Regions from separate parts of the Homo sapiens genome. Here region 2 is linked to region 1. Evidence: chromatin loops called from intact Hi-C (ENCODE). Cell type or tissue: heart left ventricle. All regions are shown on one strand. Links, peaks and the distances in the headings refer to the core of each region. The heading gives the core; the rest is flanking DNA. Region 1 has its middle 370 kb from the start of SNORD151. Region 2 has its middle 690 kb from the start of SNORD151.

Region 1 (12,769 bases), core at 5,885-8,384:
GGCCCCAAGGAGCATACACAATTCCTGGTGTAAGTCAGCATTTTGCCAGAGTGCCAGAAAGGATTCTCACATTCCACAGAGAGAGACTCCACCAGAAATTTGCTCACTTCCCCTTTATTCTTGACTCACAAACCCCAACACTCCATGTTTTCTGCCTCTTGCACTACCATGTGGTCCTCACCACCCCACAGGGCTCTGGGCAACAGAGATGGACCACTTAAATCGTGTTTTTACAGTAACTCCCCATAGGACTCCTTTGCTTTTACTTCCTGCAAACTCTCTTTCCTGATCACTTGACATTTTTAGAAATTTGGGATGATGATCTAAACGCAGAAATGTTGTCAAAATTTAAGATTTTGTTCTTAGTTGCTTTAATTTTCCTTTACAGAATGTTTCCTCTTCCTAACATAGTGTGTGTGTGTGTGTGTGTATATATATATATATTTTAACATGAATTATTGTAATTCCTATTTACTTGTGTAATCCCGTACATTATATCCTTAAAGGACCTTAGGTATTATTGACTCTTTTATCTTAGGGGTGAAGAGACCTGGGCCTGGAGCAGTTGTGGCTTGCCCAGGTGCCCACATTTTTACCAGGTAAAAGAGGTTCTTAACACCCAGGTCTTCTGACCACAATCTCGTGCTTTGCACAATCCCAGCAGCTCTGTGTTCAATTTGAGGGTACGCATCCTCTATGTTCTGTGAAGCAGTTTGCTCATTGGAAGATCCAACATTTGGCCACTGAATTTCTGGGTAGTCAAGAATTTCCCTTTATACTTGCTGGAGATGGTGGCAAGGCCATGTCACCTAGTGTGAATACAGGCAGGGCTTAGGTGCCCCCACCAATGTTGGTGCCCTATAAACCCATGCACTTGACATCTTCAGCCTTCAGGCTTCTGAGGCCCCATGGTTACCTTTTGGGGTGTCTTGAAGTAAGGGGGGGAAGACCTGTGACTGCTTCAAAAGGAATCATGGTTTTTCTCTGAAAAAATGAAGCCTACTTGGTCACCAAAGAAAGAACTGGAGGCAGCAGAAACCAGAGAAGAGAGGTAGTCAGTATTGTTCACAATAGAAAGTGGTTATCTATGCTTAGCACCCAGGATTTGACCAGCAAACCATGTGTGCATGTGTGCTTGTGCCTGTGTGTATGCCTGTGTGCCTGGTTTAAGAGAAATTCTGAAGCCCTAAGGGAGAAATAACTTTTGCTATTCTGATGAATTATCTAATTCACTAATTAGTTAATTAGGGATGCTTTGAAATGAAACTGCCCCAGGTCATTTTTCACGTAAGTCTGAGTCTATTTTAGACTTTCTTTGAAGTGTGCTAGTTTGTGGTGCCTCATGGCCACCAGGCATAGTGACATTTTCTTTCGTAGACTTAAATGGTAGAGGGTGTATGAAATAATGTGCTGAAAAGTGCTCGAGTTAGTTGTTTCTTACGTAGATACACTGGATAAACGGCAGGAAGACTCCTGATTGTAAGTATCATTTGCCGGATGCTACCCAGGTGTGCAAATGTGTATACATATACACAGTTCACACAAACACACAGAGACACTCACACAAATATACATACTCTTTCGCATATACATACACATTCATACATGCACACTCGTTCACACACATTCACATTCACAAATTTGCTCTCACACACACATACATATACAAATCTAACACACACATACTTACACATACACTCACACACATTCACAAGTATAAACTCACACACTCTCACACAAACTCAAACACTTACACATACCAACACACACATTTGCTCAGAACATACATATGCACAGTCATATGCATGCTCACACATGCACACAATGCACTCACAAAAATACTTACATGTATACATATTGCGCACTTGTGCACACTCACACATATGTGCATGACATGCACACATACTCACACACTTTTATACACACTCAGTACACTCCTATATACTCACACAACACACACAATCATAAAAGCTTACTCATACACATTCTCGCACATTCTCTCTCTCTCATACACACACACACACACACACACATAACACGGTCACTGTCAGAAGTCAGGACACACACACACAAGACACAGTCACTGTCAAAAGTCAGGCGGAGACCAGGCATCCCATTTCCACTGTTATGAGTTTTTCAAATACATGTGTTTTTTTTTTTTTGTATTTTGTCAGCTCAGCTCTTTTAGAAGTAATAATCAAGCGACAGTTTTCATCAGATGTTTCTATTTTAAACTCTATCTTTCCAAGGACCTTCCAGTCATATGTTTGCAATAAAACAGAAAAGTGATTTCATGGGGAAAGAGAACTCTGAAAATTCAAAATGAACCAAAGTTGAATATATCATGGACATCACTGAGAGATGGTTGGACAGAAAGTTTCAGTGTCTATCTTGGGGAGAGGAGCCAGAGCCCTGTTCTTTGAATTTCTAAGCCAAGATCTGTGAACCTTTACCAGCTGCGTGACTGGGAGCAAGTCCCTTAATTTCACCAAATCTCCACTTACTCATTTGTAACATGGATTTCATAGTACTTGCCATCTTCATTTTTAGGAATGTTGTAGGAGTCAAGGGTATAATGCATGTCCAGGGAGTTTGTCAACAGCAAATTGCTACTGTTGAGAGGAGAGAGGAGATCTCAAGCTGAATTATTCAAGAGCAAATCTCCATGCCTACAGTTAAAAATGTGTAGCCTCTCATCACTCAATTTATCATCACATATTTAATGTACTTATAGTTCTGGAATTGTTACATAAACAATCTTCTGAGCGGTGCCTTAGGTATGCTCACTGTAAAGCTTAGAACATTCCAGAATCCCCAGTGAGTGTCCACTTGCGTTTTTAAAATTTTATTGTTTAATTGACAAATAATAGTTGTACATGTTCATGGGTTACAGAGTGATGTTTTGATACATACAATGTATAGTGATCAGGTCAGAGTACTTAGTATACTCATCATCTGAAACATTTATTATTTCTTTGTTTTGGAAACTTTCAATATCCTCCTTTTAGCTCTTTGTAACACTATAAAATACTATTATTAACTATAGTCATCCTACAGTGCTATAGAGCACTAGAACTTATTCCACCTACCTAGCTGCAATTTTGTGTCTGTCACCAAATATCTCCCTATCCCTCCTTTCCTCCTACCCTTCCCAGCTTCTAGTATCCTGTGTTCTTTTTTTTACTTCTATAAGATCATTTTTTTTTTAGCTTCCACATATGAATGAGAATGAGAATATATGGTGTTTAAATTTCTGTTCCTGGCTTTTTTCACTTAGCATAATGCCTTCCAGTTCCATATCGTTATTGCTGTGAATAACAGTAATTCTTTTTTATAGCTGAATAGTATTCCCTTGTGATATATACCATATTTTAAAAATCAATTTATCTGTTGTTGGACACAAAAGTTGATTCCATATCTTGGCTATTGCAAATAGTGCTGCAGTAAATGTGGGGGTGCAGATGTCTCTTTGATACCATGATTTCCTTTCCTTTGGATAAAAAATTACCAGTGGTGGGATTGCTGGATTATATGGTGGTTCTATTTGTAGTTTTTTGAGGACTCTCCATGTGGTTCTCTATTATGGCTGTACTAATTTACATTGCCACCAATAGTGTGTAAGAGTTCTGTTTTGTCTGCATCCTCACCAGCATTTGCTAGTTTTTGTATTTTTGATAATGGTCATGCTAACTGGAATGAGATGATACCTCATTGTGGTTTTGATTTGCATTTTTCTAATGATTAGTAATGTTAAGCCTTTTTTCATATATTTCTTGGCCATTTGTATGTCTTCTTTTGATAAATATCTCTTCAAGATCATTTTCCCAGTTTAAAATTAGATTTTTTTTTTTTTTTTTTTTTGCCATTGAGGTGTTTGAGTTCCTTGTATACCTTGGCTATTAATCCTCAGTTGAATAAGTAGTTTGCAAATATTTTCTCCCATTTTGTAGGTTGTATTTTCACTCTGTTGATTATTTCCTTGCTGGACAGAAGCTTTTTAGTTTGAAATAAACTCATCTGTTTATTTTTGTTTTTGTTGCTTGTGCTTTTGAGGTCTTATTCGTATAATTTCCTAGACCAATGTCCTGAAGTATTTTCCTATGTTTTCTTCTAGTAGGTTTATTGTTTCAGGTCTTGCATTTATGTCTTCCATTTTTAGCTGATTTTTGTATATGGAGAGAGGTGGGGGTCTAATGTCATTCTGCATATGAATATCCAGTTTTCCCAGCACAAACTCATTCATAGAGCTCATGAGCCATGTAGGACATTCATCAGTGTGCTCTTGACTGAGTGCAGACGTTCAGGGGGTCAACCAAATGGATTGTTTAGAAACAGGTGGCTCATGGTGAACCTGCTGTGATGCTGTGTTCACTCCTCAGTTGCCTCTCAGAGAAGTGGGTGCATCAGGAGCTCTGGCTAACTCCCCCAAACCCAACAATGCAGAATGTAGGAGGTGACTGGGGCCCAGTGACATTCTAGGTGCCATCTTGAGAAGATCAGAGCTGCAGCCCCTAATTGCAGCTCTAAGATCAAAATGGGAGTGAGGAGCTTTTGGAGTTTTTATAAACCTCTGTTTACCTATACACATTAGTTGCAAACCTTGGAAGTGAAGAAGGACTGGTGTCTCCTCCTGGGGATATTGAGGGAGAGATCAGGGCTGAGGCTACCTTTCAGCCAAGCCTGGAAGGAGAAGACCCCACTGAAGGATTAGTGATGCTGTGCTTGATGCCCAGACCCCTCCTATCACAGGCCCAGTGCAGAAGTCACTACCCACAGCGTTCCGTGCCACAGAGCACCAAGTCATGCAGGCAGAGGAGAGGCAAAGTGTGAATATTTGTCAAATGATTGCATGGGTGTTGAAATGCTTGCTGTGTTGAGAGACAGGGCCAGGGAAGAAAGAATTTAAAGTATGGTAGACGTTTGATGCTGGGGTGAGGAGTTCAGATGAAGAAGAATTGGAAATAATAATAACATACATGGTCTGGGGAGTTTATCCCAGAGACCTTTATGTGTAGAATTAGGTTTAATCCTCACCACCCTTGAGTGAGGCAGGTGCTGAGGTGATCACTTCACAGATGGGAAAACTGAGGCCTGAAGGTTTAAACCCTTGTTCTGGTTACAAAGAGAATAAGTAGAGGTGAGCTGATGCCTAGACCTCTTTTCTAGGGAAGTCTCCCATTCATTCCACATTGGGGGTTTGCTCTCCCACAGTATCTTTCATTGGAACCACAGCTCTGGGAGATTGTCTCCACTTTGTAGATGAGAAACAGGTTAGAGAAGTGTCATGTCAGAGCTGGGATTTCAGCTCCGGCTCCTGTGACCTTCCTGGCATGATTGTTCTCCAAGGAAGATGAAGGTGGCAGTGGGTGTTAACTCCAGGAGAATTCAGAGCAAGTGTGGGCAGCTGGGGGGATCTGGAGGAAGTGGGGATCCAGGGCCCATTTCTCAGGAGAGAAACTCCTGGGTTTGGGACTTATTGATGAAAGACAACAATGGGGTAGCCTGAGCTGAGGGTGCCACTGCCATGGAGAAGTCAGGAACAGTGTTTACTGCAAATGTGAGGTGTCATGCCTGGCCACCAAGGAGGGCCAGCGATGGGTGGCTACAGTTCAAAATATAGGTTTGGTGAGTGGGCCATGGAGAAGAGAAGGGAAGGAGAGGAAAGATTATACAGCCCTGGGAAACTGTCATGGTTTGGGAGAGGAGGAGGAAAAACAACAATAAAGGGCAGTGAGCAGTTTGTGGCCAGAGGTTCAGGGACATCCAGAACCATTGCATGTCTGGGGAACCAAGAGAGGGCCATTATATGAAAGGAACAGGTGTGGGAGCCCCAGCCAGGGGATGGGCAAGAAGGGGCTGGGAGAAGATGTGGGGCTGGGGTAAGCCTGCTGAAGGCATTTCCACTCTGCCTTTTTCTGGGGCCCTGAGGGGACTCGCTCTTGGCCTGCGGCTATACTGTGGGATGTCTCTGTCCCACCACAGTGTGTGCCTGTGAGTGAGGCTCAGCCTTACTCTTCTCAGTCTCCTGCACCTGACTTACACCTCCTTTCAGGAAATGACAATGAGGACATAGAGGTGTTTGTTACGGATCAATTTCAAGTAGAACCATAACCCAAAGGGGCAGCACTCTCACAGAATGATCGACTTCAGCCAAGGGACAAAAGGGTGTTTGCTCATAGTGGAAAAGGAGAGAGAGAAACTAAAAATTAGGAGCGGGAAGTAAGACTAAGTGCAAAATCCCTGAGAGATTCTAGGTGAGCTGGCCATCCATTTAGGAAGAGATGGGCTGTAGGAGTAAAGTCTCATCACTGAGGAAGGTGCCTGGGTAGGTAGTGCAGGAGGAACGTAACCTGTATCTTAACCAATCAGCACTTTGAAATCACAAAATTCAGAACTCCCTGAATTCTGGATCCAGCCAGGACTGGATCCTTTCATGGGTTGAAAGGCTCATTCTAGTCACTGGAGCTTATGGAAAACTAAAGAGTATTTTTATCATGAATATTCCATTTTTGACATCTGTTAAGTATTAGGAATATCTTAGACACTGCGCAGAACACGAACTGAACACTCTTGGCAGGGGCTGCTGGTGAGTGTGCTCTTAGGTAAAGTAAGCGGACACAGACCCCCTGTTCAAGAGAGGAAACCATGGCTGTGTCATCAAATGGGCCGCCCTGGGAGACACCTGAGCAGTCAGGACACACCCAGAGTTGTGCCTTCAGGGTTTTATCGTCTTTTCACATCACTTTTTCCTATTATCGTGTCATGCGTTCCCATTTTGCCAGTGAAGAGTATGAGCCTCAGAGAATTTATGTGCCATTTACCTGGTAAGTAACCAAGTTGGAATCAGAATGAGGAAATGCAGGGAAAATTTAAATTTCATTCCTTCATATCACAAATATCTCTTGACATGTGTTTAATTAAAGTAACGAACTGAGATTTACTCCATGGGGAAACTGTAGTCTCAATAAAGGCACTTGGGCAACTCCAACTCCTTGACTTCTGGTAGTTTACATTCTTGATGTGATTTTTGTATATATTTAGGAGGCTAAAGAGGCCAAAACCAAAAATGCAATCTTTTCTATGTATTGTTTAAAAGTGAATAAAAAGTATTCCTTAATTTGCTTTATTAGAAAAGTATTTCTTTTAAAATTCCTGATCCTTTATGCATTAGGGCGAAGGGTGAGATTTGCACCTTGTCACCACTAGATGGCAACATCTGAGCGTAGAGTTCAGGCTCAGCGCGGTGGGCACCAACATTCCACAGGGCGCCTGACATGCGGCCTGGGATGGCGCCTCAGAAGGTTGGGCCAGCCAGCCAGCAAGCACCTGTTCCCTGATCCTAAAATAAACCATGGCGGGTCAAAACTCCTAATTGGTTCTATACACCTCTGAAGCCCAGCTCTCCTCGCATTCCACCCTGCTTGAAAAACTAGCAATGGCTCCCTCCAAAGACTAATGTCACCTATCGTCCCCAGATAGAGATTTGATCAATCCTTATTTCTTGACTTTTTCTGTGCCCTGTGTTGGGGAGTGTGGTGTGTCCAGGCCCATCAGAGCTGGCCAGCCAGCCTGGTAGAGGGGTATTGCTCATGGCCATAGAGCCACTGAGCAGGACAGCTGGCCAGCACCCTGGACGACTGAGGATTCTGTCCACAGACACAGACTCATCCACAGAGCTTGTGAGCCATGTAGGACATTTATCCGTGTGCTTTTGGCTGAGTGCAGACATCCAGAGGGTCAACCAAATGGATTGCTTCAAGCAGGTGGCAGCGTGCCTTCCCCGGCATGCTGAGCTGCTGGCCTTCTCCCCACCTCAATTCATTCCTTGCCTGCCCACTACCAGACACATTTAACCTATACCTCTTTGCCACTGTTTCCTCACAGTTGGGCACAGCATTTGGCACAGCTGCTGGAGGAGTCTCCCTGGCCTTTCTGCCCTGAAGAAATCACTCCTGAGCTGTGTGGCTGGGCTCAGGGCCTTGGACTCTGCAGCTGGGATCTCTGGGTGGGATTCAGGCACATGCCTTGAAGCACCCAAGTTAGCAGCAGTCGTTGAGGTGTTTGTTAGTCTATGAACCTTTCCAGTACCCACTCCCTCAGTGGCTCACTGTTCCAGAGACTGCACCACATCCTGGCTATGTGATGTGAATGTCTGATTCATGCCTTCCAGGGCAAACAATCAAGTCAGAGGAAGAGGCAGAGAGATTCTAACATGAATATAAGGGTTGAAGTCCACGGGAGGTGGGGAGGCAGAGGGAGGATGATTGCTCCATCTGGGACTTGGGGAAAGGTGCAATTTGGTAGATAGAAGGACCTACAGGCATCCACCAGGCTTGAGAGAAGGTCCACGCACCCCCTCTTTCTCCTTCTTCAGAATTTCTTCTGGCTTGTGGGGCCTACCTCCTTCTACAGAAGTTGGATTGAGAAGGGTGGGGCTGTGCTCCTCCTGAGTGTGAGGAGATCCAGAAACCTGGTCCTTAGGCAAATGTCTAGGTCTTTCTTCACTTACATGAGGCCTGAGCTACTTCCCCTTGGGAGGAGGTGTGGCATTGCTCCCTCTCTTTGGCCTGGAGCAGGTAGCCTCATCTGGCTGTTCCCTGGGAACCTGGTACGTTCGCTTTCCACAGTGCCCTTCCCACACTGGCCTTGGTTCACATATGGGTAATCCAGGATCTAGCTATGGGTTGGGAAGGAGTCGGGCTGTGTAGTCATTGGCTGCTTTGGTTCTAAGTTTCAGGTCTTTCAGCTAGATGGAGTTCTCTCCAATGGCTCCAGCGAGGGCTGGGAAGACAAAATCTAATAAAATAAAGCCTGTCTCTTTGCTCCGCCTTCTCTCTATGAATGTCAGCATGTTATGAGTCTAATAGTCTACTTGGCAAATCATTCTTTCTTCTTTTATATAGTATGCAATTTCAAAGAAAATTTGTATTTGTTTGTAGTCTTGAGTTCAAACCTTTTAAATTTTTAGATGGCCAGAAAATTAATTAGATAGGCATGAACTTCAGTGTTTTGTTGGATGGCTGACGGTTACGAAGCTGTTAAAGGATCTTCACATGCTTTTGTTTTCTGTTCTGACTCTGTATCAATTCTTTTGAACAGCAATTAGATGACAATTAAAGAATCCTAATGGGAAGAGATCTCTCAAATGTCTGGTTCTGTTTTGCTTTGTTTTGTTTTCCCTGCACTCTATCTCTAGTGTCTCAGTTTGTTTAGGCTGCTATAAAATACCATAGACTGAGTGGCTTCTAAACAATAGAAAATATATTTTTTACAGATCAGGAGGCTGCAAAATCCAAGATCAAAGCCCTGGCAGATTTGGTGTCTGGTGGGAGCTCACTTCCTGGTTCACAGAGGGTGCCTTACCTTGGTGTCTTCACATGGTGGAAGAGATGAGGGAGCTCCCTGGGGCTCCTTGATAAGGGCGCTGATCCCATCATGAGGCCTCTCCTGTCCCCTACCCCGATCTGATCACCTCCCAAAGGCCCCACCTCTAATACTGTCACTTTGGGGGTTATTTCAATGTATGAATTTTGGGGATATGAACATTCAGACCACAGCACCTACCAAATGTAATGTGAGGCAGCATCAAAGTGCTCATGATTGCAAGTTTTCTGCTCAAAAGTGGGACATTCCTAATTGCCAGAAGAGCTTGGACCATCCCCAGAATAGGCATCACTCCCTGGGTAGGTGGAAAAACACAGAGGGTCTTGCCCACAGCTAACGGATGAGTTCTCTGAGGGATTCCGGTGGACTGTTTCAAGGCAGCGTTTTAAATCCTTTCTCAAGAAAGGAAATTGTGGGACCCTGGGGAAATCTCGTTACACATTTCTTTTGCCCTATTTGAAATATGAAGTGATGAGTTTTTCTGTAATCTTTCTATGGAGGCACCTATATCCAAAAGGACAAACAAGCAAGACTTGTAAATAAAGAAAGTTCAAGCAGCAGGTTTCCACTGTTACTCCTTTTTGTTCAATGAAAATATGCAGCCAGTCTTGCAGGAGTAGGTGCTAGAACCTCTACAGGCCTTGTTAATATCTAATCCCTTCATTCTACCTTCTCCCCTGAGATGGAAAAATCCCTATGTTGGTCATGTTCAGGATTTCAGGTTCTACTTTACATAGTTTTAATTTTAATAGACTTAGTAAAAATAACTGCAAGCTTGTGCTATGTACAAACACAATTTGTATGAATGAGTCAAGGAATCATTGCACATAACCCAAGAGGAGTTTCTGCAGGCAAGCAGAATTCACAGGGCTCGTGGCAATCAGGAAGGACTGAGGAGGCTCTCATGGAGTGGAGGGATTTGGGATTAAGGCTGTGAAGTCCAGTTTCACTCTACCTTTACTATGTAAGTACTCTTGGAAAATGTACCAAGCATCAGTTTGTTATCTGCACAGAGAAGGTAATTCTAACAAAAATATCAATTTAAACAACCACAGCTTTTGTGCACTGACTACTTCTCAAGGACTCACTAACTTATTTATTGTAACACAAGAAGTAGATGAGTCAGTGGGGAGGAAATGGGGCTTGAACTCAAAGTGCCTCTATCTCAAAGAGTAATTTGAATATTTTCCATGTTCATGGAAGCAGCTATAGGGAGGTGTGAAAATCTATCTGTGAAGAGCAAGCACTTCTTGAGAAGAATGGGATCCACATGAAAAAACAGACTCTCATGGTGTTCATGAAATTGAACAAAGACCATGCTATACACAGCAGGACTAGATTGTAAATCAAACAACCAGAGAGTCTCTTGTAAAGAAACATACTGAAAAGTGAAATCATGTTGCATGATGAACAACAAACCATCACTTGTACTAAATGCCAGTATTCAGGATATGGGGAAACTTCAGGACATGGGAAAAATAAAATCCTTTTAGCCAAAAGGGCAGTATAGGCCAAAGGAAAAAGGAAGACCATATAAAAATGAGTTCAGAAAACTAACTTTGAATAAGGGCCCAGAAGAAACTGGAATTCCACTGTAGGTGTGCCAAAGGGAGGGATTGACATTTACAGTCTAAGATATATGAAAATGTTTAATCTTTCATGAATCTTGTAATTTTGTCGAGCTCCACACTCTTCCCACAAGGTTCCAACATAGAAGATGGCAGTTGGTTATGTTTTTTAACTTCTGAATTTTACCTGTAAAATATATTCTAACTTGGGAGTCTTTGTCTTAGTAGGCCATGTAAATCTTTTCATTCTTTTTAGAGACAGTATGTGTGGACATACCTACACTACTGATGGACACTGAGGTTTCTTATAGTTTGACTTCCATAATATAACCTCCTTGTGCATATCTCTAACAGGGAATGCGTGTTTGTGTTGGACCTAATGCCTAGAAGCTCAATTATTGAGTTAATGATAATGTGTATTTTGATAGGTCTTGCCAATTTGCTGTTCTAGTAATTTTTGATAATTTCTACTTTAATTAAAATATATAAGTATACATTCCCACCATGGATTAATATTATCAATCACTTAAATTTTTGTGGCCAGGTGCGGTGGCTCATGCCTGTAATCCCAGCACTTTGGGAGGCTGAGGCGGGTGGATCACGAGGTCAAGAGATTGAGATCATTCTGGCCAACATGGTGAAACCCTATCTCTACCAAAAATACAAAAATTAGCTGGGTGTGGTGGGGTGCGCCTGTAGTCCGAGCTACTCGGGAGGCTGAGGCAGGAGAATTGCTTGAACCCGGGAGGCGGAGGTTGCAGTGAACCGAGATTGCACTACTGCACTCTAGCCTGGCTACAGAGTGAAACTCCATCTCAAAAAAAAATTATTTTTTTGCATATCTGAGGGAAAAATTTTCGTTTTTATTTTAATCTACATATTTCTAATTATAAACAAGATAGAGATTATGTTTTATGCTTATTTACCATTTATATATTTTCTTCTATAAATTGTTTATATCTTTTCCCCATATATTGTACTGTATGTATTTTTTCTGAGTGATTTATATTATCTTAACTCTTAACTATTTTATCTTAACTCTGAATATCTAGGATGAATTATCTTTTGTGGTCTTTGAAGCTTATAAAATTTGAGGCGTCAGCTGCAGGAGAAATAATGCAAAATTAAATAAGAATGTGACCATTCTTTGTTAGGCCTTTGCCACCACCCTAGGATGAACCACACAAGTGGGTGGCCCAGAGCTTTAGTGTCATTAAATGTTTCACGGTGAATCAGGCTCCTCTAGAGCTTACTCCTTTGTCACATTTGCAGCAAATATTTTCACTTTATTTTTTGTGTTTGTGTATCTGCCAATAATTTCCATGATAGCTTGTCCTCTAGGAAGAGGGACTGTGCTCTTGTCCCTTTTGAGTTTTGCAAGTTACCTGGGGTGTGGCTATGCCTAGCTGGCTTCCGTGCCCACTTTGCTGGTTTAGTGTGGGAATAAATGTGGTTGGCCTTAAGTGGTAGGGGTAACGAAATGATAGTATATCTCTCCTAAACACTTATTCCCAATCCTTACCCATTAAAACTGTCCCCACAACCCCACTGCCAATGTCTGTTGAGCCTGAGTTTTGAGTGTGTCAAATACGCAACACCACTACGTGGCCTGGCTGTTGGCCTGTGATTGCTCTGGACTTGTTTCTCCGTAGATCTGTTTGTTGTTGACTTCCAGGAGTGCTGTAAATGTTCTGCTTGGCTAAAGGCTTTTAGCTTTTATTTCCCAGTGCTAGTAGAGCTTTAAAAATATTTTTCTTTCATAATGAGCTTTTTAGGTGGGAAGGAAGTTGGCTGCCTTAGTCTGTTCTGTGATGCTA
Region 2 (12,769 bases), core at 3,364-5,863, 310 kb after region 1:
AACCAGTTGGGATGAAACCTTCCAGGGATGGCTTGGGATGGACTGAGTAAGGAGAGATTGAAATGATTTTAGCAGATGAGATCAGAGGTGGCCAAAGACTAGATTACATGGAGTCTGGTGCCCATAGGGAAACCTTAGATTCCTTCCTGTGTGCAGGAGAGTCTAAGAGATTTAAAAAGAGAAGTGATATGCCTTGAGTTTGTGTGTGTGTGTGCGTGTTGTATGTTTTCTGGTTTGAGGTTACCATGAAACTTGCAAATACTCTATTGCCCAGGCTGGAGTGCAATGGCACAGTCTTGGCTCACTGCAACCTCTGCCTCCTGTGTTCAAGTGATTCTCCTGCCTCAGCCTCCCAAGTAGCTAGGATTACAGGCACATGTCACTATTCCCAGCTAATTTTTGTATTTTTGGTAGAGACGGGGCTTCACCATGTTGGCCAGGCTGATTTTGAACTCCTGACTCCAGGTGATCTGCCTGTCTAGACCTCCCAAAGTGCTGGGATTTCAGGCGTGAGCTACCTGGCCTGGCTCTGCCTTGAGTTTTGTTTTAAAAACATCATACTGGCTGCTTTGCAAAGACTAAGAATAGACTATATGAAAAATAGTGGAAAGCAAAGAGATTTGTAATGGTAGATAATTTGATAATTTGTCTACGTGGAGACTATACAAAATGATCAACTTATGGATAGATAGAGCCAAATGGACTTGATGGCAACTGGATATGGGATATGATATTGAGAGAAATAAAGGATATTTTCTAGTTTTTGTTTTTAACACAGTGGACAACAGTGATGCTTTCTCACTGACATCAAAACAATTAGTTGAATAGAAATCCTATGGGGAAAATCAAGAAACTCAATTTTGAAAGAGTTTATTTTGAGATGGTTATTAAACACTTAAATTGAAACAGTGAGATATGTTAAGATCTTTTGATTAAATTCTGATTAAACTCTTGATTAAAGAGTTTAGTCCATTTATATTCAGTGTTGTTACTGATAAGTAAGGACTTACTCCTGCCATTTTGTTATTTGTTTTCTGGTTGTTTTGCGGCTGTGTCTTCCTTCTTCCTTCCCTCCCTCCCTCCCTCCCTCCCTCCCTTCCTTCCTTCCTTCCTTCCTTCCTTCCTTCCTTCCTGTCTTCCTTTTAGTGAAGGTTATTTCCTCTGGTTATATGATTTAATTTCTTGCTTCTTATTTTTTGTTGTATTTGTTAAACGTTTTCTGGTTTGAGGTTACCATGAAGCTTGCAAATACCATCTTGTAACCCATTATTTTAAGCTGATAAAAACATGGTTTGCATAAATAAACAGGTAAGAAAAAAACCTAATAAAGACTCTACACTTTACCTTTTCCCCCCAAGTTTTAACTTTTTGCTACTTCTATTTATATCTTAGTGTACTGTCTATGTCTTGAAACATTGTTGGAATTATTATTTTTGATTAGTTAATTGTTTAGTCTTTCTACCTAAGAGTAGTTTACACACCACAGTTACAGTGTTATAATATTCTGGTTTTTGGTCACCTACTATTAATGATGAGTTTTGTACCTTCAGATGATTTCTCATTGCTCATCAAAGTCCTTTTCTCTCTGATTGACATACTCACTTTAGCATTTCTTGTACTACAGGTCTGATGTTAATGAAATCCCTCAGCTTTTATTTGTCTGGGAAAGTCTTTATTTTCCCTTCATATTTGAAGGATATTTTTGCTGGGTATACTATTCTAGGGTAAAATATTTTTTCCTTCAGCACTTCAAATATGTCATGCCAATATCTTTTGGGTCTGCTACCAGACATACTGGAGATCTATTGTATATTAATTTGTTTCTTTTTTCTTGCTGTTTTGGGATCCTTTCTTTATCCTTGACCTTTGGGATTTTGATTATTACATGCCTTGAGGGTAGTCATCTGTGGGTTAAATCTGCTGGGTATTCTATAACCTTCTTCTACTTGAATATTGAGATCTTTCTCTATGTTTGGAAAGTTCTTTGTTGTTATCCCTTTGAATAAACTTTCTGCTCCTATCTTTCTCTTTAATTCCAATTAACTCTTAGATTTGCCCTTTTGAGGCTATTTACTAGATCCTGTAGGTGTGCTTCATTGTTTTTTACTGTTTTTTCTTTTGTCTTCTCTATGTATTTTCAAATAGCCAGTCTTCAAGCTCACAAATTGTTTCTTCTGCTTAATCAATTCTGCTCTCAAGACTCTGATGCATTCTTCAATATGCCAATTGCATTTTTCAGTTCCAGAACTGCTTAATTCTTTTAAATTATTTCAATTTCATTGTTAAATTTCTCTGATAGAATTCTGAATTCCTTCTCTGTGTTTTCTTGAATTTCTTTGAGTTTCCTCAAAATAGCTATTTTGAATTATGTCTGAAAGGTCACATATCTTTGTTTCTCTAGGATTGGTCCCTGGTGTCTTATTTGACTCATTTAGTGAGGTCATATTATGTTGAATGGACTTGATGCTTGTGGATGTTTGTTGGTGTCTGCGCATTGAAGAGTTAGGTATTTACTGTAGTCTTCACAGTCTAGGGTTGTTTGTACTCATCCTTCTTGGGAAGTCTTTCCAGGTGTTCCAAAATACTTAAGTGTTGTGATCTATGCTGTATCTGCATTAGGGGGCACCCAAAGTCCAGTAGTGCTGTGGTTCTTGCCGACTCATAGAGGTATCACCTTGAAGGTCTTGGACAAGATCTAGAAGGAATCTCTGGATTACCAGGCAGAGTCTCTTGTTCTCTTCTGTTACTTTCTACTACACAAATGGAGTCTCTCTCTGTTCTGAGCTGCCTGGAGCTAGGGGTGTAGTGACATAAACACCCCTGTGGCCACCAGCACTAGGACTGTGTTGGGTCATACATGAAGCTAACACAGGACTGGGTCTCACTCAAGGCTTGCTGGAACCATTCTTTGGCTACCATCTATGTTCTCTCAAGGCCCTGAGGCTCTACCACCAACAAGTGGCAAAGCCAGCCAGGCCTGTGTCCTTTCCTTCAGGGTAGTGAGTTCCCTGGCCAGGTCCAGATATGCTGTCCAGGAGCCAGGGATGAGAGTTAAAAAACTTAAAAGTTTACCTTGTGTTCTATTGTACTGGAGCTGTGCTGGCACTCAAACCACAAGATGTAGTCCTTCCAACTCTTCCCTCCCATTTCCAAAGGCAGAGGAGCCTCACCCCATGGCTGTTGCACCACAGGCCCATAGAGAGTACTGCCAGGCTACTGTTAATGTTTCCTTAAGACTCAAGGGCTTTGCAGTCAGATTATGGTGAATGCTGACTGATGTGGGACTCACCGTTCAGGGCAGTGGACTCCTCTTTGGCTTAGAGCAGGTCTAGAAATACCATCTAAGAGCCAAGGTCTCGATACCTTGGCTCAGGTACCCAAAGAGCCTGTTTGACATTCTACCCCGCTGTGGCAGAGATGGTACCTAATGTGCAAGACAAAGTCTCCTTTACTTGTTCCTCCATTTTTCTCAAGGAGAAACAATCTCTCCCCATAGTCACCATAGCTGGGAAGGTTCTGAGTCTCACCTGAAGCCAACAAGTTTCAGGATCTCATCCAAAGCTCATGACATGCTACATAGGTATCAGCTGGTTATTTAGGGTGCAGGGGCTCTTCAGTTAGCCACTGATGAATCTTGCCAGGACTGGGTTCTTCTCTTCAAGGGGGTGGTTTCCCTTTTGTCCCAGAATGTGGCTAAAAATGTTGGTCAGGAGCTAAGGCCTGAAAAGGGGGCCTCATGACTCTGACCAGTGTCCTATCCTGCTGTGGCTGAGCTGATATCCCAGATGCAAGACAAATTCCTCCCCATTCTTCCATTTCCTCTCTTTAAGCAGAAGGAAGGGGTCTATATTGGAGCAACGAGCTCTGCAGCCTCAGGATAGAGGAGGGGTGGAACCAGCACTCCCTTAGCTGCCCTGACTGGTGTCTCAGTACATCATGTACCCCTCCCCGCCCCAGTCCACTAGCTCTGAACTGAGTTCAGCACTAGAACTTGCCTAGGAGTTGCAGACCTTGTGGCCTAGATGCCTTTCAAGTTTACTTAGTGCCCCAGAGCACTCCAGCCCAAGGTGGCTATGCTTGCAGGAACTCAAGTTCTGACTGACAGGATGGGTGATTCCCCTCTGGCTAGGGCTGGTTGAAAGGCTTTCTCTGTAGGTGGGCATCAGCTGAGTTTGGTCCAATTTTGCTTTCTGCTATAACAGAGCAGCACTGAATTAAATGCAATGTCTCACACTTGCTGCACTCTCCCTCTCCCAAGTGGACATATTCTCTCTCCATGCTGCAAAGCCACTGCCAAAGGATGAGGGAGGGGAGGCATAGATGATTCAAGACTGTTTTTCCTACCTCTTCAGTGCCTCTTTCAGTGATATGAAGTTAAAACCAGATACTGTGAGTGCTCACCTGATTGTTGGTTCTTATGAAGGTGTTTTTTTGTGTGTAGATAGTTGTTAAATAGGTGTCCTTGTTGGGGAGATGATAAGTGGAGCATTCTATTCTGCCACCTTGCTCCACCTCTCCCCTCATTATTCTTTTTCATGTATTCTACATCTTAGTTACACTCATTTTTTTAGACGTTCCCAAACTTTGCTGCCCCCTTTTGTTCATAGATGTTCTTGCATCCACATGGCCAAATCAAGAGACCCTTTCTCCAGAGTCTTCCATTTTCTCTTCATTAGAATTAAACATCTTTTCCTATCAACTTTTCTGGGACACAATGTGTTCATCAGGTGTTAACATGTTAGTTTCATGAGTTTGTTCCTTGAGTCACTACATCTTATTTATTGTTGTATCCTTTAAATGCATAACAGAACTGGTAGGCTCAGTGAATGTTTGCTGCATTGAATAAGCAGAAGAAAATAATGACAAGTTTGCCTTCTGTTAGAGGAAGAAGACATGTATTCATAAAATAAAGGCACTAGGAGACAGCAAAAATAACGTAGTCCTGTGGTGATAATCATGTACGAAGAACATAATGTATATCATGTACCAAGAACATAAGGTTGTGTTTTGTGTCATAAGAAAAGGGGAAGTTCATTTGACAATCATTTATTAACCATTTGTTTTGTGCCAGACATAGTGCCAGGAATAAATCAGGTATGATCCCTGCCCTCATGGAACAAGGTAGGAGATTAATCAGTTATTCACCTTATTCAGTAAATGCTCATTGAGCACCAAATGTTAAGGTAACAGCCTCTAATCTGATGGAATTTAGGAGTCCTGTGGTTTAAGTAGTCATTATATATTATTGTCAAGTCCTTCATACTAGAGGTAAGATTTTTGGTGACCTTGAGGTATTTTGAAGTTATAAAGAGGGTTGTTTCTCTTTTATGTATTTTTTTTTTTTAGACTTAGAATGAACAAACTCAGGACTTAGAATGGAGTTTGAGAGCAAGGAGAAGCATAATCCCTCACTCCCAGAAAGAATTGGAATTGGGACAGTTGAGTCAATATTGTTGCAAGTGTTATAAAGCAGAGGCATGTACTTGTGAAGAGCATGATATGACCACATGGATCATCCGGGTTATTGTGGACTTTGGAATCTAGATGAGCCATGATAAAACAGTGCCTTTGGAAACATTGGTTTTATGTTTCATAGAATGTGCTACACATAAACAGTGTTTTATGCACGAAGATCAGTTGTGAAATAATGAGCCATGAGAGAATGTTTCAGACAAATAAAATAATAGTCCTTGAAAACACATTGTAATGTATGATTATGAAATTTGAATAGTATACTATGGAGTCTTAAAAGCTGAAGACTTAAGCAGCTTAGGGACATAAGGCTCTAATCTCTATTTGTGTGAGGTTGAGGAGGATTTGAGAAGGAAGTGAAAGCTCCTAGCATGTCCCCATTACCAGTCCCCTGCCTGTCTCTCCTATCTCAACTCTCATAGCAATAGAGATCAGATTTTAAATTTTGACCATGCCCAATTAGTTTAGTTTCCCAAGGTCATCGTGTAATTTCTACCATAGATTATCTAGTCACATCTCTCCTGAGATCACTTTCCCATTTCATAACTAAAAACTCTTATTGAACATTTAGACTGTTTTGTGACTAACACTCTCTAAAGTCTTTTCTGATGTTCCAGGGAATAACTGATGATGCTGAATCTGTATTCATTTTTACCCTGTATTGAATTATATCATTAACATTCTGATACCCTATTGTAACTATTTGTTTATATATGTTCCTTGCTCAGTAGAATATAACTGTGAAGACAGGGATGTTTTCACTGGGTGAATTTTTATAATCCCAACAAACAGCATAGTGCCTGGACAACTGGAAATCTCTCCCATTTGTTGTATAAAATAATAGATGAGTCGAAGCTGGGATGACCAGTTTTGTTTTGGGAGGGTGAGTGTTGGACAGTATACAGATTTCTTGGATGAGCTTGTTTGTAGAAATTCAGGGCTCATTACAGTTACAGTCTTTTGAAGAAATTCATTGTACTTTGAAAAAAAGAATTGGGCATACCATAAGACTTTCACATCTTGATAGATAATTAGTTCACTTTAGATGAATAAACAACATTATCAAATGATATTGCTTGAATACATTGATTTCTGGAGTCACTTTTGGCTCAAGAAGATTATGGATAAGTGGATAACTTTAGGGAAAGATACAATACCCAATTTTGGGGGGAGGTTTGCTAGTGATCAGTAGAAAGAGTAGCACAAAGGAAAAAAATCATAGTTATGAGACTTCTTGCCCTGTCATAAGCATCCCAGTTGTAATGAGGTTCTATTGTTGCTTACAGAAAAGATATTCCATGGTAGGGCTGGATGCCCACGCAGGCCAATGGCCAGCACATAGGGAACAAGTTGTTCTGTTCTACTTGCTTCATGTAGCTTTTCTTACTCCAGTGGAAAAAAAAATCCAACTAGGTGAGAGTGTATAACCAGAGACAAGCTGCTTATTAGCAATACAAGGAAAAGTAATTGTGCAATAGAGTAATGACAATGAAAATTAGTGCTCATCCCCAGGATTCAAGACCATAGCCACTCAGAGATCACAGGGAGCTTCACATGCTGTCTATCACAGCCAAGCATTTACAAGCCAATATTAATATAAACAGTGCACTAAAAAAGAATGTAAAACTAGACCTATTATGTTAGATCCTGGAAAAAAGGATCTTGGGACAGAGGGCAAGTGTGGACCAATCAAAAATTCGACTTTTGGAAGAGTTATATTTTTCTTTTCTTTTTTATTGGGTTTTTAATGTTGTGTGTAACTAAATAAAATACAGAAGGACTAAAGGAGTTTTGTTCATTATTAATCTATTGAGAAAAATACATGATATGTAAAAAAGATTTAATGTGTATCTTTGATACTTCTTCCAAATCCATGTATTTATAGGAACCAATGAACCAAGAAGGCAGGCAGACTTGCAAGGCCCTCATTACTCTTTGCTATGAGAAGGCTTCAAGTGGGCAGCCTATATTTTCTGATACAATTATTCTTTTTTTAATCTCTTAAAACACATACATCACAGACACACAAGAACACACACCCACACACACACTCCTCAAAAGTAATGTGAACATTCGTTAACACAACTTTCTGTCTTCCAGTTTGTCTACACCTAGAGCATAATCCTCCCTCAATATATTTGTCTCTCTGTCATCATCCTCAGATGGACTTAATGGTGGAGGAGTTAGTACCAAAAGCCTCATGCTGCATTCTGGAAGTTTCACCATTAGCCCAAAAGGGAAAAAAGAGTAACCTCTATGTCTATCCTAGAGGCTTCCTCATTGCAGACCAGACCTATGTGTAGACCCTGAGCATGCCTGCTGCCGCTTCGCTTCACCAGTCCTAGAGGAGTGAGCCATCTGCCAAACAGCATCCTTTAAAAATGTCCCCTTTTACCCTTACCCAAACCCTGATCCCACCTACCAAGCTCCATGCAGCCAGCTGGAAGGCTGACTATGGAGTGAGAGAGAGAGAGAGAGGAAGGGCTGGCTTGGATTGAGCCTCCCTCTTGTTTACATTGCATTACAATTCTTTTAAAAATTGGGGTTTTATGGTATTTATAAATATTTTATTGATTGATTGATTTGAGGCAAAATCAACATGTCTTTCTTTCAGCAATGGTTGTGTGAAGTCAGCTGTGTCAAGGTGTATCCCCCTGTAGGGGCTCCCATAAGTTAACACTCTACTTCTTCAGAATGAAATTCTAAGTCAATTACTTAATGTCCACTTGTAGGCTTAGTTTATTTATCTCACATTCATTTTATTACAGACATGTTTTAAATGCAAGCTTATAAATGAGCATCTGAGCAACTGTGAAGCCGATTTGCTGTGCACTGGTTACCAACTTGTCTGAGTTTGGTGAGACAGAACCCTCAAGCCCAGAAAGTTACATGAAATGGATTCATTAAGTACAGATTGGCAACATGTGCCAACAGAAGCCTAGGATCCATTGTGAGCTGGTCCCCCAAAGCTTGAGAAAATTGCCCAGGGCAGATGGTGTCTCCTCTTTATGTGCCCCATTTGCACTGCAGCTTAGGGATTCTGAAAGACAGCTCACCCTGGATTGTATACTCTGGGGCCTTGTGAGCTGGGCTAAAGAATTGAAGGACATCCTACTTGGGGGAAGAGGGGCCGGAACAGAGCACAGATTGTTCTGGCCTGCTCCTTGCTAATTTTAGAATGTTGCATTCCCAGCACATACTATAGTTATTCTTGAAAACTACAAGCAAAACAAAGGGAGAACTAGGTTGGTCCAAAATCCCCAGAAAATGGTCCTGCAGCAACCACATCCCATTTTATAGACACCAATCTCATTTCTCTCCCACTGTGAGTAAGCAGGATTACAAGGTCCTAGAGCTTCAGAGCTTCTCAGTTTTAAGTATAGTATATTTTAGCATTCCTGGCCCTAGGATCCAGGCTTCCCCAGCAATTCTGTATCCATGAAGCCTTAATTCTGTGACTGTTATAGGCTACATTTACTATGTATTATGTATTTATTCATTTCCATGAAAATGAAACACAAAATAAAACAAAAATGAACAAAACTCTTTTTGTTTATTGTGAAGTGAAGCCCATATAGAGAAAATATAAAGTAAAAAAAAAATCCCCCAAACATGCTAAATATACTGATCAATAAATCATCACAGGAGAACACTCACATAACCATAACAAAGGCCAAATAATCAACACATTGCCAGAGCCTACAGTCTGCATCCCCTAGTTGTGTCCTCTGGATCACTCCTCTTTTATCCTGAGTTTTACCACAGTAGTTCAGTTTTGCTTGTTTCTAAACTTTATTTCACTTGAATAATACAGGATGCATTATTTTGTGTGTGAATTATTTTACTTAATATTATCTCTCTAAGTCCCATCTAAATTATCTTACATCAAGGCAGTTTGTTTTTGTGACCAAGTACTATCCTATTGCACAGGATAATAAATATTCCACAATGTACTTATCTATTCTATAAATGTCTTTAGATATTTGAGTTGGTTCCAAGATTGAGATGTTACAGATAACATTTGAATTAACATTTGTTTGCATGTTTCTTGATGCAAATGTGCATGCATTTCTCTAGAAGTAGATTACTGAGTCTTAGGAAATGTTTGCATTCGAATTTAGTAGTTAATGCCCAACTCTTTTCTAAAGATACTGTAATTAATTCTTCCCAAAGTTTCTTTGTCATCTTATTGAAAACCAGTTTTTCTCTAATTGATGTTTATTTACCACTTATAATTTATTTTAATTATAGAATCAAATATTTTAAGAGTTGTAAAGGAGTTTGCAAAGCAAGTAGCTGTAACTTTTAATCCTGTATGTGAGGAAACCAAAATTTGAGGACGGAAATAAAATTTCTAAGTATCCCTTTTAATGTAAGCAGCTTTCATCTTCTCTGCTAGATTTTATTATTCTTAGATTTCTAAGTACATTTTGTGAATTTGTAAGCAAGGCATTTTCTTTGTAGAACTTTACTCATTGTGATCTGACAAGGCTCATCTAGTTAGAAGCTAAGTAAAACATACATATACATTTATCAGTGTATTCCTCAGATATCATCCTAACACGTTCTTAACTTCACATTATATATGTATAACACAGTTTGAATTGCTTAATGAATAATTTTGTTAGGCTTTCTTGTGGCATTTTTATCTCACTTACCCATTGTTTGTTCTCCAATGTGAAAAACTCAAACTGTGGGAAAACCAATTATAATCATTTTCTTCAGATTTGTTTCTTTTCTGTACCTTGTTTTGTTATGTGGGCATATCACTTATGGAGAAATTGTATATATATATATAATATATATTTAAAAGTGGTTTTAGGACTTAATTAAGAGCAGTTAAAGTGTGGTTATAATGCTAAGAATATTTATTAATATAAGGGAAATTTAATTCAGCTTAACTACAAGCAAACTCTAGATTTTAGTTTCATGTTAGAATTAGATATTATAAAAAAACTATTTATATTGCAAGGAAAGCTATTTAGAAAGATTTAATTTTTGTTGTTTTCTCCTTATGGCACATTTATTTGACTTCTAATCTACTAGAACTTTTAGTTCATCTCAATTGAAGACAGCAATCATTGAGCAACCAACAGAGTGGTGACTATTGAAAATGAAATGCTATAAAGAAACTCACTATTATAAACATCAAGTCCTATAATAATGAGGGAGAAACCAAATAGCAAAAAGTTATTAACGAGGTTTCACCTTGACATACACAGAGCTTGGAAGTCATCCCTCTCATCTTTTCACAAGAAAAAGTGGAATAAAGTAAAAATCAATGACTTTATTTAGACCCATTAGAGACTCTAGGCCATAGGGTGAGCTGCCTCCTTGAAATCTAGAGAGATAGATGAATAGAGAATCAAATCTGAGATAAGCTTACCTGTGAGCCACTAGACTCATAGAATGGTATATAGATGGTAATTTTGACAAACTGCTGGAAGCTGAATGTGAACTAGTATGAGAGTGAGAAATTCCTGGTGGCCACAGTCTTAGAGGTCCTTCATACTCTCCTGGGATTCATTGTTCCTGCCTCTAAGAACGCTACCATGTTCTCATGGTGAAAAGCTAATAAAAAATTCTCTTCTGTATCTAGCAGGGGGAGAGATGAAGTAAATTACTGTGAATTACTCCCACATTCTATTCTGTGATACCTCTCTCTCCATTACAGAAAGACAAATTCTTAGCACAAAGTGCACCAAATTTTCTATAGCCTAAGACTGTCTCACAAATTCTGTTTTTTTTTTTCTATTAACCAAACACTTGCAGAGGAGACAGTGATGTTTATTATTTACCCCCCCCAACCCCACACACACATACACAACACACACACACATACACAACACACACATAGAGAGAGAGAGACCAGAAATTTGGCAGGTAAGAATTTCTTACTCTTTTTGCCAGCATACCAGGTTTCCAGATCCTCTTTCTCTCTAGCTTTTAGAAGAATGGAGCAGCTTTTGTTGACCCTGTTCACTGTGCCATAATTGTGGGAGGCCAAGCAACATTTCAAAAGAAAATCATCTTCTTCTGTTTTATGAAACCATAGACAAAAGCTTCTCAATTTTGCAAGATTCTGCCCAATGGGCTGAATAGGGACCCACATTAATATTTTCCATCCCAGCAGAAGCAAAAATACACATAACAAAAGACACTAGTCACCTCATTTAACACCCAATATCGACCTGGCAAGGCTCAAACTTTTTCCCACTGGTTCCTGTTGTCTTTGATCCATTCAAGATTGGGAGGGGGTGACCTTCAACCAGGAATTCAATGGGTGGTCTCTGGGCAAGATAAAGAGTGGTCATCCTGAATCAAGCCTGGGAAACTTCTTTCAGGGATCACTGAATGTGACCTTATAAATAAGGAAGGTTCTCTGAGTTAGGCCTCCTGGACTTCCATCAATGATTCTGTTATGCAAGTCCATGTGAAGAGACCACCAAACAGACTTTGTGTGAGCAATGAAGATTTTTAATCACCTGGGTGCAGGCAGGCTGAGTCCAAAAAAGGAGTCGGCAAAGGGAGATAGGGGTGGGACAGTTTTATAGGATTTGGGTAAGTAGTGGAAAATTACAGTTAAAGTGGGTTGTTCTCTTGTGGGCAGGGGCAGGGGTCACAAGGTGCTCGGTGGGGAGCTCCTGAGATTCATTGTCCAGGAGAAGGAATGTCACGAGGTCAATTGATCAGTTAGGGTGGGGCAGGAACAAATTATCACAATGGTGGAATGTCATCAGTTAAGGCAGGAACTGGCTATTTTCGCTTCTTTTGTGGTTCTTCAGTTGCTTCAGGCCATCTGTATGTATACGTGCAGGTCACAGATGATATGATGGCTTAGCTTGGGCCCAGAGGCCTGACAAATTCCTTCAGAGATCCCTTCCACATATAGAAACACACACACAAAGACAAGATGGACAGAAGGTGATATTGGTTAGTGGTGTCCCCACCCAAATCTCACCTAGAATTATAGTTCCCATAATCCCCACATGTTGTGGGAGGGACCCAGTGGGACATAATTGAATCATGGGGGTAATTACAGCATGCTCTTTTGATAGTGAGAGAGTTCTCATGAAATCTGATGGTTTTATAAGGGGCTTTCCCTGCTTTGCTCAGCACTTCTTCTTCCAGCTGCCATGTGAAGAAAGACATGTTTGTTTCCCCTCCTGCCATGATTATAAGTTTCCTGAGACCTCCCCAGCCCCGCAGAATTGTGAGTCAATTAAACCTCTTTCCTTTATAAATTATCCAGTTTTGGGCAGTTCTTTACAGCAGTGTGAAAACGGACTGATACAGA

The links. Peaks named below come from ENCODE experiments on the same cell type or tissue, not always from the same donor. Only the 100,000 strongest peaks of a DNase experiment are listed, where the experiment ranks them.
Region 2: a loop joins it to region 1, with 2.8 times the contacts of the local background. A loop is called at or near these places in 48 of 110 quality-filtered maps.

Annotation. Positions count from the first base shown.
Region 1 is chr7:47,083,435-47,096,203 of GRCh38, reverse strand. No RefSeq gene overlaps it. Among named protein-coding and RNA genes, the nearest start is that of SNORD151, 370 kb to the left of the region's middle. In heart left ventricle, for the core only: CTCF peaks have their summits at 6,991 and 7,200 (motif pointing right); a DNase peak (open chromatin) is centred at 7,253.
Region 2 is chr7:46,768,798-46,781,566 of GRCh38, reverse strand. No RefSeq gene overlaps it. Among named protein-coding and RNA genes, the nearest start is that of SNORD151, 690 kb to the left of the region's middle. In heart left ventricle, for the core only: a CTCF peak has its summit at 4,608 (motif pointing left); no DNase peak of the experiment used is centred there.